Regions from separate parts of the Mus musculus genome. Here region 1 is linked to region 2. Evidence: chromatin loops called from intact Hi-C (ENCODE). Cell type or tissue: gastrocnemius. All regions are shown on one strand. Links, peaks and the distances in the headings refer to the core of each region. The heading gives the core; the rest is flanking DNA.

What was found. Hi-C counts contacts between places; a loop is a spot of excess contacts. Peaks named below come from ENCODE experiments on the same cell type or tissue, not always from the same donor. Only the 100,000 strongest peaks of a DNase experiment are listed, where the experiment ranks them.
Region 1: it touches region 2 in a loop (9-fold over the local background); 41 of 42 quality-filtered maps call a loop at or near these places.

Annotation. Positions count from the first base shown.
Region 1 is chr3:88,463,264-88,471,594 of GRCm38, reverse strand. It overlaps Gm40089 (a long non-coding RNA gene), which reads left to right and starts at 5,460. Exons shown (of 4, transcript XR_867446.1): 1 at 5,460-5,581; 2 at 5,849-6,055; 3 at 6,211-6,264. In gastrocnemius, for the core only: a CTCF peak has its summit at 4,232 (motif pointing right); a DNase peak (open chromatin) is centred at 4,270.
Region 2 is chr3:88,403,145-88,411,444 of GRCm38, reverse strand. Pmf1 (polyamine-modulated factor 1) reads left to right here and starts at 1,048. Exons shown (of 5, transcript NM_025928.4): 1 at 1,048-1,289. The coding sequence starts at 1,138. Slc25a44 (solute carrier family 25, member 44) reads left to right here. Exons shown (of 4, transcript NM_178696.5): 4 at 1-951. In gastrocnemius, for the core only: a CTCF peak has its summit at 4,239 (motif pointing left); DNase peaks (open chromatin) are centred at 1,081, 1,349 and 4,209; H3K4me3 peaks cover 1,983 bases; H3K27ac peaks cover 2,908 bases.

The DNA.
Region 1 (8,331 bases), core at 108-8,107, 60 kb before region 2:
TGCCTCTGCCTCCCACTTATTAGGATTACAGGGACGAGCCACCACGCCTGGCAACTTCCTGAGTGCTGAGGCTGGAAGCCACAGAGGTCTCTTTGACCCCCACATCCAACCTCGTAACAACTGAAGGGAGGCAAGAGGGTAGTTAGGTTCAACATGACTAAATAATGGGTGTTGGTTCAAGATCTGGAGTCTGACCCCAAGTGGTTTATTTTAGGCCTACTTAAATTAGCACCGCACAATTTGGTTTAAAGCCTTATTCTGGTAATCATTAACTCAATCCCGAGTTCACAACAAAGCATTCCTAAATAGCTTTAAAAAAAACAAAGTGAGCTAAACACAAACCAGGCATGACGACAGCGAACTCTTTGTGAGGTCCACGAAGATAGGTTCTATAGATTGAGAAAAACAAATTAACGATAAGGGTCTACGAGATGATCTGGTGCTGGAAAAGTCTCTGGCTACACAGGGCAAAGGTCACCAGCCTTCTGGACACATAAGGCTGTGCATTCCTTCCCTACGGGAACAACCATGTGTTTAACATTCCAGACTCCTCTAGTGCTTCTCTGTGAGCACACAGACCTCTGTGTGGCCTACAGGAAGCTGAGGCTGAGCCGTGTGAGGGTGGCACGTCCCTGGGGTGCTGCACATCTGTTCCATCTTCTCATGTGGTATGGGGTGCAGTGATGGTTTGAATAGGAATGGCCCTTATAGACTGTATGATAGGCACTATTAGGAGGTGTGGCATTGCTGGAGGAAGTGTGTCACTGTGGAGGTGGATTTGAGGTCTCCTATATGCTCAAGCTGTGCCCAGTGTGACAGACAGTCCCCTTCTGCTGCCTGCAGATCAAGATATAGCACTCTCGGAGACCCCTCCCGCACAGTATCTGCCTGTGTGCCGCCATGCTTCCTGCCATTAAGGCAGTGGACTGAACCTCTGAACTGTAAGCCAGCCCCAATTAAATGCTTTCCTTTATAAGAGTTGCTGTGGTTGTGGTGTCTCCTCACAACAATAGAACCCTAATTAAGACAGACAGCAAACTAGAACAAGTTCCCTCCACCCACATCATGTATTCACAAAAGCCTGTGACTTCAGCTTCTAGGGGATATGTTGGTTAGAGTTTCACTGTTGTAAAGAGACACCATGACCGCAGCATCTCTTATAAAGGAAAATATCTAATTAAAGCTAGCTTTCAGTTTCAGAGGTTTAGCACATTATTGTCATGGTAGGAAGCATGGTAGCAAACAGGCCAATATGGTGCTGGAGATGGAGCCAAGAGTTCTACATCTTGATCCACAGTCAGCAAGGAGAGACTGTGTCTCACACTGCACTTAGATTGAGCATAGGAGACCTCAAAGCTCACCTCCAAAATGGTTATCTCTACCTTCTAATAGTGCCATTCCCTATAGCCAAGCATGCAAACACAGGAGTCTATGAAAGAGTGGTCTCCTGAGTCATTGCTGTCTCTGAGGCTCACTGCCTCTGTCTGCTAACCCAGGCCTAGTCCTGGAAGCCCCTAGCCTCTGTACAATCTAACCTAGATGGTTAACTTGGTGCTAAGTGAGCTCACCTTTTCTTGTTCTTTCTGAGCTCTGGCTGGCTGGTTCAACTCCGCTGTCCTGGCTCAAGCTCCTCTCCAAGCTGACTGATTCAAACTGGCTTCTCTCTTGGTCTCTCCTGAATTGCTCTGCCAGACCTCAACTAACTCTAGCAATCTGTTCTAATCTTCTGGCTCCTTCTCATTCTCTGGCTTATTCTGTCTTAATCTATGTCTGCCTTGATCTCTGCAACCTGCCTCTGTAAGACTCTTCCAGTAAAACTGCCTCCTTCTTTTTCTCTCTTTGCACTGCTCTCCTAAGTAGCTTCCCTTTCCTCCCTCTTGTGAGAGTTGGGCGTATCCAGTCTGTCAAGTCTTTCTCTGATTTGTCACTTTGTCTGCCACTCAATTAGATATCACATTGAAACATCCCATTGGTGCTTCCTGCTACAAAGTTATGTTACTTTCATTGTTTAGGATTAAAGGTGTATACCAAGGATGTGTCCATATTCCAGCCAGAGGGTTTAAAGGTGTATGCTAAGGGCTGAACCACACCATAATTAGAAACAGGTTGTTTTTTTCGTTAGGTAACACAATCTTGGAGTTCATATGGTAATCGAATATCCTGCAACAAGTCTATGGGGGCCATTCCTATTCCAATCACCACAGGGGATTTGATGCACGTGGCCCCAATTTATTATTAAAAATAATAAATACATCTTAAAAAAAAACAGAAATGGCGGCTGGAGAGATGGCTCAGCTGTTAAGAGTACTGACTGCTCTCTTAGAGGTTCTCAGTTCAATTCCCAGCAACCACATGGTGGCTCACAACTATCTGTAATGGGATCTGATGCCCTCTTCTGGTGTGTCTGAAGACAGCTGCAGTGTACTCATATACATAAAATAAAGAAAATTTAAAAACAAACAAACAACAACAACAAAAACAGATTGAGGGCTGGTTAGATGGCTCAGTGGTTAAAAGCTCTGGCAGGAGACCCGGGTTCAGTTCCTAGCACCCAGATGGTGGATACCAAGTTCCAGGGGATCTGATACCCTCTTCTGACATCTGCAGATTCCTGCATGTATGTGGCATACCACATACATATACGAAGGCACACACATACACACAAACAAACAAATAAATATGAAAAAAAAGGAAAGAAAGGCAAAGAGAAAAAGAAAACACCACCTGTATTCCCAGATCAAGACATTAGTGTATTCCTTGTGTAAAGAGGCACTTACAATAGGAAAGAGACACATGGCTGCTGTCTGCTGTGTCAACCTCGGATGTGGCGGGGCACATGGGGAAAGAGAGGGAGATATGAGGTGCTGCTTGCAGGATGCAAGTGGCAGGGAATGGAAATGGCACGTGTGCTCAACAGCCTTTCCTGGGACTTCAGTTCAAGAAGCTCAGTAGCTACCATCCGTTCTTAAAACAAAGGCAGCCTGAACTGAATCGACACAGGCCAAACCAGTGCCTAACGGACAGGCTCACACGAGCCACTGAGAAAGTCCTACAAAGAGCAGAGACTGGAAGACAACAGAAGAGGAAGAGGCTTAGAGCCCTGCTGTACCCGGAGCCACATCACCAGCCCCAGTAATTCCTTCCTTCCCTTCTTTTCTTCTTTCTTTTATGAGATGGGGTCTTACTGTGTGGCAGTAGCCCTGGCCGGCCTGGATCTCACTGAGTTCCACTTGCCTCTGCTTTCTGGATGCTGGAATTGAAGGTGTGTGCCACCTTGCCTTTCAAAAAGAAAAATGAATGTTAAAACAATCAAAGGGATTAGAGAAGGGCCACACAGACAAGGGAGCTGTCTGGGTCACCTAGAAAGAATGTGGCAAGGTCTGTGTCACGCTGGTGTTCCTTATGGGGGTGGGGGAAGTTAAGGAAAAGTCAGATGCTGTGAGTTTTGGATGGTTCCAGAACTTTCACTGCAGTTCACCGATAAATAAGGTAAACTGTAGAGATGCCAGAGCACTTCCTGTTCTTACAGAGGACCTGGGTTTGACTTCCAGAACGCACATGGTGGCCCACAATCTTCCATATCTCCATTTTCATGGCATCTTGTGCCCTCTTCAAATCTCTGAGCGTGCCAGTCACATGCATGTGACATGTGACATACATACAGGCAAAAGATTCACACACACACACACAAATAAAATAAGTACATTAAAAAATAAAACAGTACAGGTGAAAAAAAAGATTAAGCATAGGCCATCAAGACGGCTCCGTGTGCGAAGCATTTGCCGTACAAGCCTGACAACTTGGGTTCCATCACCGGAACCCACATAAAGGTGGGAATGATGCCTCAGGGTATCGTCTGATCTCCACATAGGCACTGTGGTGTGTGTGTACCCCACATACGCATCACACACACACACACACACACACTAACAGACTTAGTGTGGGGGCTAAAGAGATAGATCAGGGAGCTGGAGAGATGGCTCAGTGGTTAAGAGTACTGACTGCTCTTCCAGAGAACTCAGGTTCAGTGTCTTACAGTGATCTAGAAAACTATAGCTTCAAGGGATCTGAAGGCTTGTTCTGGCCTCTGAGGGCACAAGATACACACAGTGCATTTAAACACACATAAGTGAAACATTTGTATACATAAAACCCAGAAAATGAGGTAAAATAAAGTAGAGATTGTTTGAAACGGAGCGTATGCTGGGGATGAAGACTGTCCGCGAGACGAAGACCCTTTCAACCGCCAGGTGTCGCTGTGGGAAAGGAAAGAGCTACAGAGCTAGCTGGCCAGAACTGGGGCCTCCAGCGGGTTGATTAGACCTGTGAGCCTAAGCTGAGCTGAACAGTGCATGCTGGCCCTGAGGAGACCATCGGAGGGGAGATGTGAAGTATCCTCATAGCAGGACGACAAAGCCAGGTGGATTGTGGAAAAAACGGCCATGGATTCTGGAGGCAAGGTGCACTAGTGTACCATCCATGATATACCCAAAATTGCTCTTTTTGTAAGGTTGGTTTTTGGGGATTTTTGAGACAGGGTTTCTCTGTGTAGCCCTAGCTGTCTTGGAACTCACTCTGTAGATCAAGCTGGCCTCAAACTCAGAAATCAACCTGTCTTTGCCTCCTGAGTGCTGGGATTAAAGGCTTGTGCCACTACTACCTGTTTTTTGTTTGCTTGTTTTTTAATTTTGTTTTGTTTTGTTTTATATGTATGAGTGTTTTGCTTAAATGTGTGTCTGTGCTCTCTATGTGCTGGGTACCTTCAGAAATCAGAAGAGCCTGTTGGATCCCTGGAGCTAGAGATGTGAGCTGCCAAATGAACGGTAGGAATCTAAATCGTGTCCTCTGGAAGAACAACAAATGCTCTTAACCACTGAGCCATCTCTCCAGCCCCAGGAAATATATATATATATTTGGAATGAGAGGTGTCCTACACAGACTCCTAACTTGTCAAGCTCCTGAGACTAAGTGGCTACTACTGTGGCTAGTGGCCCAGGACTCAGAAAACATCTGTATCCTCTTTCTTTCTTTCTTTCTTTCTTTCTTTCTTTCTTTCTTTCTTTCTTTCTAAGATTTATTTATTTATTTTATGTACATGAGTACACTGTAGCTATGCAGATGGTTGTGAGCTTTCATGTAGTTATTGGGAACTGAATTTTAGGACCTCTGCTCGCTCCTGTCGGCCCCACTTACTCCGCTCTGGTCAACCCCACTCCGACCCAAAGATTTATTTATTATTATAAATAAATACACTGTAGCTGTCTTCAGAAGAGGGCATCAAATCTCATTATGGGTGGTTGTGAGCCACCATGTGGTTGCTGGGATTTGAACTCAGGACCTTTGGAAGAGCAGTAGTGCTCTTATCCGCTGAGCCATCTCACCAGCCCCTGTATCCTCTTTCTACAGCTCAGAGAACATTATGAGAAAAGCAGCAGAGAGAATGTAAGAGATGGAGCAAGGATTGGAGCGCTGGGAGCTACTTACTCAAGAGGAAAGGTCATTAAAACCCAGGAAGTAGAACAAACTTACAAATTCTAGGAAGCACCAGAAATGTACAAGATTGACAAGGCCTCCTCCCAAGGTGATGCAAACCATAACAGCACCTGGGTAGAGGTGCAGACCAGTCAAGCTGCCTAAGAATTGTTCAGAGATTCCCGGGGTGCAACTTTTATGGCTTCTCTTGCTGGGCTGGGAAAAGCCCAACACAGTCTGGTGATAGACTCATGATAATTGCATCCTGGAAGCTCTCTGCAATGACCTACCTTGTTAGATAATCTCTGGGAGGGAGGGACCTGATGAGTCTGTTAAGTTTCAGGGATTTCCTGAGTTTTGGTTATCCTCTCTCCAGGGTGGACATGTTTCTGTTTGGAACAACAAAGCTGCCTTTGAGTTAACATCTGGTCAGGTAGTCCCTGACTGATGGAGATTTGATAGGTCCCTCATCCCCCAAGCATACACAAAGCAGCAAGGACTGCTGAGAGATGCTCTCAGACAGGCTGAGCTACCTAGAAGCTGAGCTCAGTACAACTGCCAGGAAGAGGCCCAGAGCACCGAGGTATGTGGAAAGCACGCTCTCTAAGACCGGGTGCTACATGCAGGTTGTGAGTGTGCTTTGGGCTCCCAGATTTTGAGCTGTCACTCATGCTGGGGGTAGGCTGTTTGCTTCTGTAAGTAACCCTGAAACCTCTGATAAAGCTCACTTGTTCACAGACTTGGACACTGGTGGTATGCACACTTTGGTCTGTCTTTGATTCCCTATTTGGGGTGAGTAGACATTTTTTTCACATTTCCCCAGAGTGTTACACAACAGTCAGGCTGTGTCTCAGGAGAGTTGACCAGCTATGAGTCAGGACATGAGTGCAGAACACTTCTTATTACAAGAAGAAAATTTCCCTCTAGGACCAACTAAAGGCTTTACAGAAGCAGGAATCTATGCAAATTAAAACCAAATGGTAAGACATTTGACAGACAGACAGACAGACAGAGACAGGGAGAGGGAGAGGGAGAGGGAGAGGGAGAGGGAGAGGGAGAGGGAGAGGGAGAGGGAGAGGGAGAGGGAGAGGGAGAGGGAGAGGGAGAGGGAGAGGGAGAGAAATAAATATGCCCACATCAGGTAATTTTGTGGGACAGAATCCTGACCGTCCATCCTCCCCCATCCCCCGCTGGCCTGAAGTTCACTGCATGGACAAAGCTGACCTTGAACTCACAGGGATCCACCTACTAAAGGTGTGTGCCACCATGCCCAGTGGCTAGCTGACTGATTTTTAAAATTCATGACTGGACTTTTGGGACTGTGGTTACCAGATCAGGTGTCCACACAGACCCCTGGCCTCTTCTCTTCAGACTCAACGTCCCCACTCAGAACTGCTGTTGTGTTTCCTGTGCTCCACCACAGGCTGCCCTTGCCAAAGTCTCCAAAGCCCCACAATGCAGTCTGTTAACCCAATGCCACATCTCTTCTCAGTCTTCACTTCACTTGACCTTGTTTGCCCCAGGTGACTCACCCTTCTTAGCCAATTTCGATGATTCTTCCTCTCCCTGCTTACTGGGCCTGTCTGCACTCACATCTGAGAGGCTTCCTCCAGGTCAAAGGCTTTGGATATCATGCACAAAGCAGTAACCCACAGGTCGTTTCTTTGCTTTAGACCTTTGTTATCCATTTGAAAGTCTAATGGCATCTCAAGGTTAAAGAGAGCAAGCCAGCATGGGGGCTCCCACCAGTGATTCCAGTACTTGAGAGATGGAGGCAGGAGAGCAGGAGTTTAAAGTCATCTTTGGCTACATGGCAAGTCTGATCCTCAACTTTCAAATGTTCTTACAAACTTTGCCATCAGCCCCGATGACACCTTTTGTCCGGTTTCCCAGGCTTCGAATCCCTGAGGCATTCTGGATTCTACTGTCTCTTCTGTCCCACCTTAGCTCACTGGAAAGATCAATCTATTTTTAAAAATATTTATCTTATTTAATTTATATGTATATATCTGCTCGTATGTATGCATACATAAATATAGGTTCCTGTGAAAACCAGAAGAGGGTATCAGATCTCTGGAGCTGGAGAGACACATGCTGTGAGCCACCAGTTGTGGATACTGGGGTCCAAACTTGGGTCCTTTGTAGGAGCAATATGCAGTTGTTGTTGTTTTTAAAGATTTATTAATTTTATGAGTATACTGTAGCTGTCTTCAGACACAGGTATCAGATCCCATTACAGATAGTTGTGAGCCACCATGTGGTTGCTGAGAATTGAGCTCAGGTCCTCTGGAGGAGTAGTCAGTGCCGTTAACCGCTGAGCCATCTCTCCAGCCCTGTAGTATGCAGTTTTAACATTTTTTTCTGTGCAGGGAATTGTGTGTGTGTTGTGCGCGCACACACATGCATGGGTGCACCTGTGTGTGCATGTAGGTGTACAGAGGCAGGGGAAAACATTAGCATTATCCTCAGGAAGCCAGTTCACCTCCTTTAAGACAAGGTCTGTCATTCACCTAGAGCTCACTAGTTAGTTTAGATGGCTGACTATCAAGCACAAAGACCCTCCTGTCTCTGCCTCCCCAGTGCTGGGATTCCCAGAATGCACCACTGCACCTATAATTTTCTTTAAAGGATTTATTTATTTATTATATGTAAGTACACTGTAGCTGTCTTCAGACACCCCAGAAGAGGGTGTCAGATCTCATTATGGATGGTTGTAAGCCACCATGTGGTTGCTGGGAATTGAACTCAGGACCTTCAGAAGAGCAGCCAGTGCTCTTAACTGCTGATCCATCTCGCCAGCCCTGCACCTATAATTTTTATGTTAATTCTGGAGATGTAAGTCGTGTCCTTGTGTTTATG
Region 2 (8,300 bases), core at 301-8,300:
AATTGGAAGGTGCTAACTGAAGCCTTCATGTTTCTCACGGCTGCTCCACATTCTTCCATCCTGACTTGACCCAGTCTCCACACACACACCTCCTACTACTCGCTGTAGTCTGTATTTGTTTCCTTCTGAGCCCTCTACTAATGTCTCAGCATTTTGGTTTGTTTTTTGAGACAGGGTCTCATATATCCCAGGCTGGGTTTGAATTCATTATGTAGCAGAGGGTAGCCTAGAACTCTTCATCTTCCTCCACCTCCTAAGTTCCAGGTTTACAGGACGCCGCCAGGCCCCACTTCCTGCACTTTATTGAGAGAGCCCTTCAATCTTGCCCATAGTCATCTGAAGGGTGAAGCCCACAGATCATTTTAAATCCTTTCGCTCCTCACCTCTACCTTAAGACCTATCAATACAGTGGAGCAAGGGCCCCTCTCAGGCTTTCACTATCAAGACCTTTGTGATTGGACAGCTCTGCTCTTTGGTCTTTCCTAACGGGGCAGAGTGTGGACATAGGTTCCTCCCACCTTTCATACCTTAGGTTACTCCTTCCCGACTTTTCTTGTCCGGTGTTTAAGCCTCTCCCTTTCTTGTCCTATCTCCCTTTCCTTCTTTCCCCTTGTGTTTGAAAGGACCTTGGATATAAAGGTAAAAGGCACCCCCGTGTCGGAACTCCTACTCTCCCAAGGTCAGGGTCTGGGATTGGCCTTGGTGAAGATGAGCCAGTGGGCGGCCATTTTTCCAAAACTGGAGACCAAAACAGCTAGAAATGTTGACCCATTGGTCAACACACAAATTAGAAACTCGGCAAGACAGGAGGGCTGGATAGAGGCACATGGGAAAGAATGCACATTCAGCATTAGCTAGAAATGGACTCGAGGAGATTAGCTGCGAATATTCACTGTTGCACTGTATGAGATCTTTGAAATGTAATTAAAAGTTTTTATTGAGCCCCTAAACTCTGGCTTTTGGGTTTTGTTTTCTGCCCTTCCCCCCCTCCCTCCCCCCGGAGCTGAGAACTAATTCCTCGTCCTCGGCCACTGCCCCGCCCCATCCGGCTCCGTGACGGGCATTCCGCGGCCTCCAATCGGAGGTCCTGTTGGGAGGAGCTGCAGGGCCAGTTTATTTTGGCGGTTCAATTTCAACATGGCTGAGGTGAGCCGAGATAGCGAGGCTGCGGAAAGGGGGCCTGAGGGCTCCTCTCCGGAAGCTGTGCCAGGGGACGCGACCATCCCCAGGGTGAAACTCCTGGACGCCATAGTAGACACTTTCCTCCAGAAGCTAGTCGCCGACAGGAGGTAGGTGGCGACCAATGGGGAGAGGTGGCGGGAGGTCTGTCGCAGGATCGTAAGTCCCGCGAGATACGCTTGGCGCAGTCACGTGGGCGACCCGCCGCGGTGGAGCAGGGCTGCTCCCCTGAAACCTCTCGCCGCGGTTTGCGGAGGAGTAGAGGGAAGGTCGGATTGCAGTTGCTGTCTTCTCCACCGTCCCGCAAGGCAGCAGCCTGGGGCCCGCGGCAGCCTTAGGGCAGCCGACGTCCTTCCCCAGAGGTCATCTGCTTACGTAGACCTAACGCGCCAGGGCGCCAGATGAGCGCAGAGCTCTGCTGGCTGGAGCGCGCGGGAGGTGGCAAGCACTGAGCTTGCAGTCTTTTTTTTTTTTTTTTTTTGAGAAAGGATTTCTCTGTAGCCCTGGCTGTCCTGGAACTCACTCTGTAGACCAAGCTGGTCTCGAACTCAGAAATGAGTGGCTGTCCTTACAGGCTGGTGTGCCAGGCCTCATAACCAGGAATGTCCTGGGCTCAGTGGTAAGAGCACTCGTTGATCTTGCAGATCTTGCAGCGCACCTACATGGTGGTTCACACCCACTTGTAACTCCACTTCCAGGGGATCTGACACTATTCTGGTGGGCATTAAGCATGTACATGGTGCAAATACATACGTGCAGGCAAAATACCTAGACATAAACATGACCGAATCAAATTAACATTTTAAAAAAAGGAATGTTAGCCGGGCAGTGGTGGCGCAAGCCTTTAACCCCAGCACTTGGGAGGGAGAGGCAGGCGGATTTCTGAATTTGAGGCCAGCCTGGTCTACAGAGTGAGTTCCAGGACAGCCAGGGCTACAGAGAAACCTTGTCTCAAAAAAAAAAGACTATAGGCTCAGTGCTCGCCACCTCCCATGCCTTCCCGCTCCAGCCAGCAGAGCTCTAGTGACTTCCACAGTGACTAGAGGAAGACTGGACATGCTGGCTTCAGGTGGACCTCAAATTCTTGCCCTGCTGTCCTTTTCGTTGGCCTGGCTAAGGCCCAACTGCCAGAAGTGCCAATCTTAGGTTTCACAATATAAAGATGCAGTCGCACATGGCCCTGCTATCTGCACTCCCCTGCCTTGTCTCTCCAAAAGCGAAATCTTTTTTTTTTTGGTCCTGGCAGTCTCCTGGACCTTCTGAAACAGTCTTTCTCTTTAGCTGCAGCAAGCAAGGGATTCCTTTTCTGTGTCTTGTGACATTTGAACCTGCCAGAAGAGACTGGGTTGGTGGTATTAGTGGAGCCCAGGGTAAAGGCCAGTTAGTACTATTCAGAGAGAAGCCAGGTCTCCCACCAGGACACAGTGCAGCCAGCAGCTTGTTACAGAGGAGTGGGTCCCATGAGGCTGAGGGGCTAAGGTCTTACCATATCCTGATCCAGTGCTATGGCCTGGGATGCTCTAGGCAGGGTGTGATTTATATAGTTATGTTAAGCCCAAGGAAAGAGCGAACATCAATTGTGCCTCAGTTGCTGGCATTTTAAACTAAAGAAAGGCAAGGAGGTGAGGGCGATGGGACTCAGTGGTAGGTAGGGCTCAGTGATGGAGCTGCTGGGAGGCCTGGGGCTCTACCTCCAGGCTCAGAAATAGCAAAGCTGGTTGGCATTCAGGAAACAGTACTACACAGAAAGAGTAGTTTTATGTATGAGCCATAGAAACTCCCTACCCACTCTGCAGGTTCAGGTAATTGGTCGTGGTGAGAATTCATGTCTGAGTGCAGATCTGCCTGTCCAGATCTCCTCTTACTCTGTCTTCACGGTTTCTGCCTTCGTCAGGCTGCGTCATCTTAGTCTTACCTCCCAAGTCCGTCCTTTTGAGTCAACCTGTGCAGGTCTTAGTCTCTGCTTCAATCCCTTTGGCCCTTCTATAGTTCAGATTCTTGGGTTCTCCCTTCTCTGAATGGTGGAGTGTACATTCTAGCTGGCTTCATCACATCCCAGCTGAGCGGCCTTGGACAAGCTTCTGTCTACCAGTTCTTGGTCATCTGAGTATTGGGGATGATGGTAATGGATGGTCATCACAAGGATCCTGTGAGGACTTGATAAGCTAACTCACCTAGAATGCTTAGGACAGGGCCAGGTACCAGTCAGTCTTCCAACCGTTCCCATGACAACTGCATCTTTGCCCATGTACACAATACATAGCCCTTGAGCAGCCACCTCCTTAATATTCCAAGCTTATTTCCCTGAAGTCTGGTCTATATCTCCCTATGTGTGTATGGAGGTCGGAGGATAACTTTCACAACCATTTCTCTGTCATTTCTTTCTACCTTGTGAATCACAGGGGTCAAACTCAGGTCACCGGGCTTGGCAGAAATTACCTTTACCCATTCAGCCTTTAGAAACATGATCACTCCCTAGCTGAGACTTGACCATTAGATTAGGCTAGCAGGCCATCAGTTCCCAAGGATCCCCCCAGCTCTGCCTCCTGAGCCCTGGGACTTTACATGGGTGCTGGGTACCAAGCTCAGTCCTTATGTTCAGGTGGCAAATGCTATACTGACTGAGCCGCCTCCCCAGCTTCCGCCTCCTCCCTCAGTTGGAGTCGTGCTTTGGATTTGTGTCAACGAGGTTGGCCTGCTATGGTGTCATGCTGCTAGAGCTCGCTAAGTTGTTTGTGTTTGGTGGGTTAGTGTTTGTCTTGTGTCGCTCAGGCTGGCCCTGAACTTCTAATCTTCCACTTTCTCCATGCTGGGATTATTTCAGTCTTCAACATATGTGCCACTGTGCCTGGATTTATTTAGTTCTGAGGACTGAACCCATGGCTTGGTGCATTCTAGGCCATTACTCTGCATCTTCAGCTGGAGAATCCCTTCTAAGGGACCAGGGCAGCTGTAACTGCACGTGTCATTGGACAGCCTGAGTGTTTTGTATCCAGCTTGAGCTATTGCTTTCAGATCCTTGCTACTTTTGTCAGTCACTGCTGCCCTCTAGTGAGCAAACTGTGGAACTGGTGACTTATGAAGCCTGCTGTGCACGGTAGCATAAAGCAAGCCTGGCTTTATGTACTAAAAGTTTGGGGGTTTTGAGACCCATCTCTCATTTGGCCCCTGCTGGCCTAGAACTCGCTGTGTTTCCCCTGCCTCTGCATCCTGATACCGGACTGCAGGAGTGCACCACCACACACTGCTTTTGCTCCCTTAGCCCTGTGTATCTTGTGACACTGCCCAAGAGTGTTACATGTTTGTTGTCCGGGCCATTTCTACCATTCTAGGTGTATGTGTAAAACAATAGGCTGTAACTGGGCATCTACATAGGAAACTCCAGGACAGCCAAGCTCACATAGACCTTGTCTCAAAACAACAACAAAAAACCCAAAAACATGCAAACAAAAACCAGGTTGACAGATGACTAGTTTTCTCTGTTCTCTACAGTGGGTGTGTGATACCAAGTCCAGATCTGCTGCCACCCACTCCACCCCACTCAACCCTCCCCTTTTTATATCACCCAGGCTAGCCTGGAGCTAAATATGTGGACCAGACTGGCCTTGAATTGTAGAGGCTTCTTCTGCCTTTTGAAGTGCTGTGGCATCTGCCACCATGCCCAGCTCTGTAGCCCTGGCTTTTACATGGGCACTGGGTATCAGTCTTATGTGCACATGGCAGGCATGTTACTGGCTGAGCCATCTCCCCAGCCTCTGAAGTTAAATGTCTGTAAAGTGAAACTTTAGCTCCTTCACAGCAAGTCCTTTTGTTTTCACTTTCCCGGTTGCTGCATGCATGAGCTCCACCTCTGACTTCCAGTCTCGTCCTTACCCTGGGTGTTCTGTGCAGGGAATGAAACGCTGCTTCAGTGAGTTCAGATGACACATGCAGACTGAGAAAATATGCTGGGTTAAAATCAGCCACACTGTGCTCACCTCAGTAATTAATTAACTCTCCCTCCTTCCCTCCCTCCCCTAAGGAATTATTTATTTTATGTGTATGAGTACACTGTAGCTGTCTTCAGACACACCAGAAGAGGGCATCACATCCCATTACAGATGGCTGTGAGCCACCATGTGGTTGCTGGGACTTGAACTCAGGGCCTCTGGAACAGTAGTCCATGCTCTTAACCACCGAGCCATCTCTCCAGCTCTGGCCTCAGGAATTTCCATGTGTTTATTTTTTTGAGACGGGTCTCACTGTGTAGCCCTGGCTGGACTCGAATTAAAGATCGCCCCACCTATGCTGGGATTAAAGGCATGCATACCACAAACAGCCTTTTACTTATTTGTTTTTTAATTCTGTTTTGTTTTTTTTTGAAACAGTGTGTTCCTATGTAATGCAGACTGGCTTCACATTTGTTTTATAGCTGAAGCTATGAACCCTTGATCTCCTGGCTTCAGCTGTCGGGTGCTGTATTAGCTAGAAATGCTTTCTCTTTTTCTTTTTCTTTTTTCTATATTTTTAGATTTAATTATTTATTTTATGTATGTGAGTACACTGTCACTGTCTTCAGACACACCAGAAGAGGGGATCAGATCCTGTTACAGATGGTTGTGAGCCACCATGTGGTTGAACTCAGGACCTCTGGAAGAGCAGTCAGTGCTCTTAACTGCTGAGCCATCTCTCCAGCCTGAAATGTTTTCTCTTAAGAGACAGGTTTTGGGGGCTGGACTTACAGCCCAAGGGAAGGGCGCTTGTGTAAGCATTCAGGTGGACCTGAGTTTACCCCCAGCCCTGCAAAAGGCAGAAGAGAAAGGTTTTGCTTGTATTGCCCTCAAACTCCCAGGCTCAGCAGATCCTCCTGCATCAACTGTGTATAGATACTTTTTAAAAAAGATTTATTTATTTAATGTATATGCATGTAAACCTGCATGCCAGGAGAAGGCATCAGATCCTGTTACAGATGGTTGTTACATGTGGTTGCTGGGAATTGAACCGAGGACCTTTGGAAGAGCAACCAGTGTTTTTAACCACTGAGCCATCTCTCCAGCCCCACACAGATACTTTTATTTAAAAATTTTAAAAGAAAAATCTGGCCAGGATGTGGTGGCTCATGCCTTTAATCTCAGCACTTGGGAGGCAGACAGAGGCGGGCGGATTTCTGAGTTCGAGGCCAGCCTGGTCTACAGAGTGAGTTCCAGGACAGCCAGGGCTACAACAGAGAAACCCTGTCTCAAAAAAGAAAAGAAAAAGAAAGAAAAATCTGTTTGAACAGCTTTGGAAGCCCTGAGGCCTCAGGCTCCACATCTCCATTTCCCAGAACACTAGAAAGCTCATCTCAGTTTTAAAGCTTAGTTTGTGGATTTCTTTGTTGTTGGTGGCGTTTTTGAGGCAGGATCTCATTTTGTGGCCCAGGCTGGCCTTGAACTCATGATCCTCCTACTGCCTACTGTGTAACAAGATTTTACACACCACCAGACTCAGCTAGTCACTGGGTTTGGGGGTTTTGTTTTGTTTTAAGAAGGGGTATCATACAGCCCAGGCTCATCTGAGTGATCCTCCTGCCTCTGTTTCCCGAGGTGGTACCAAAGTGCCATCATGCTTTGTTTCATGTGGTACAGGGGACTGAACACAGGGCTTTGTGTGTGCCCAACTGAGACAGGTCCCTAGCCCTAGTAGGAGGTTTTAAATTTTTCTTGTTTTGTTTTGGTTTTGAGACAGGGTCTCTCTATACAGTTCTGCTTATCCTGGAACTCATTAAGACCAGGCTGGCCTTGAATTTGCAGAAATCCACCTGCTTCTGCCTCCTAATTGCTGAGACTAAAGGTATGCACCACCCAGCTTTTTTTTTTTTTTTTTTTTTTCTTTTCTTTTCTTTTCTTTTCTTTTCTTTTCTTTTCTTTTCAGGGGTGTATACTATCATACCTGGTTTGTTTTCTCTCTGTCTGTCTGTCTCTTTTTCTCTTTCTTTTTTTTTTTCCCGAGAGTCTGTTTGTGTTTGTGTCTGTCTGTCTGTCTTGGATGGCGTTTGTCCCAGACTGGCCTCAGACTCCTGTGTGTGTGGCTGAGGATAACTCCTCATCCTGGTTCTTCAGCTCCTGACTCCTGATGCTGGGGTCACACGCTGATGCCACCAGCGCTGGTCTTTGTAGTTCTGGAACTGAACCTAGGGCTTTCTGCATGCCAGCTAATCACTCGACAACTGTAGCCCCAGAGGATCACTGGAGCCCAGAAATTTGAGACATACATACATACATATATACAAACAAACAGGGGCTGGAGAGATGGCCTTTTGCTCTTTCAAAGGGCCTAAGTCCGGTTCCCAGCACCCAGGTGGCAGTTCACAACCATCTGAAATTCCAGTCCCAAAGGGTCTGATGACCTCTTTTGGCCTCTTCGTCCAGTAGACACGGACATGGTGCACAGACATAAATGCAAGCAAAACACCCATACTAAGATGAAAATAATAAAATTTCAAAAAAAGGGAAGGGGGGACACAGTGATAAAAGACACCCATGTCACACGTACACACACAAAGAGACAGAGAGAGAGAGAGATCACATGATGGCTTCTTGGGCTTGGGTTAGCTCTTGCCGCTCTTCCTCTTCCCTACCCTGCTTCCCCTAGATTGTTTTTCTTTTCCTCTTTTTTTTTTTTTTTTAACTTCTCCACGCAGGGCCCTGAAGCCGGGGTCACAAGCATGTTAAGCACACTCTACTGCCCCATTTTTCTTCAAGGTGCATGTATTCACTGGGTGTTTGCTGTGAATTACATCCTCCTGCAGCTGCCAACAGGGCAAGACAGGGTAGACATTTTTGCCTTAGTATCCTTGGGCAGCTAGGCTCAGATCTCAAAAGGACAATTCAGAGGGCAGATGCCGGGAAGCCTTCCAGTCCACGGCCCACAGCAAGGTTCTAGGCATCTTGTTTTCTTCCTAGTTGTGCCAGCCACTCAGTCTGTGGCTCTGAAGAGGACTGTGGAGGGACACATGATGCCTGCCCTTGCGGGCTGGGATTGAAATAGGTAATTGTGGCTTAAACATCAGGGATCCTGTTCATCTTCCCAGCCCACTCAGGCATCCGGGTCAGGCCGGGCACATCTCTCCTTGGTCCAGCAGTGGACAGGACCCACGGCAG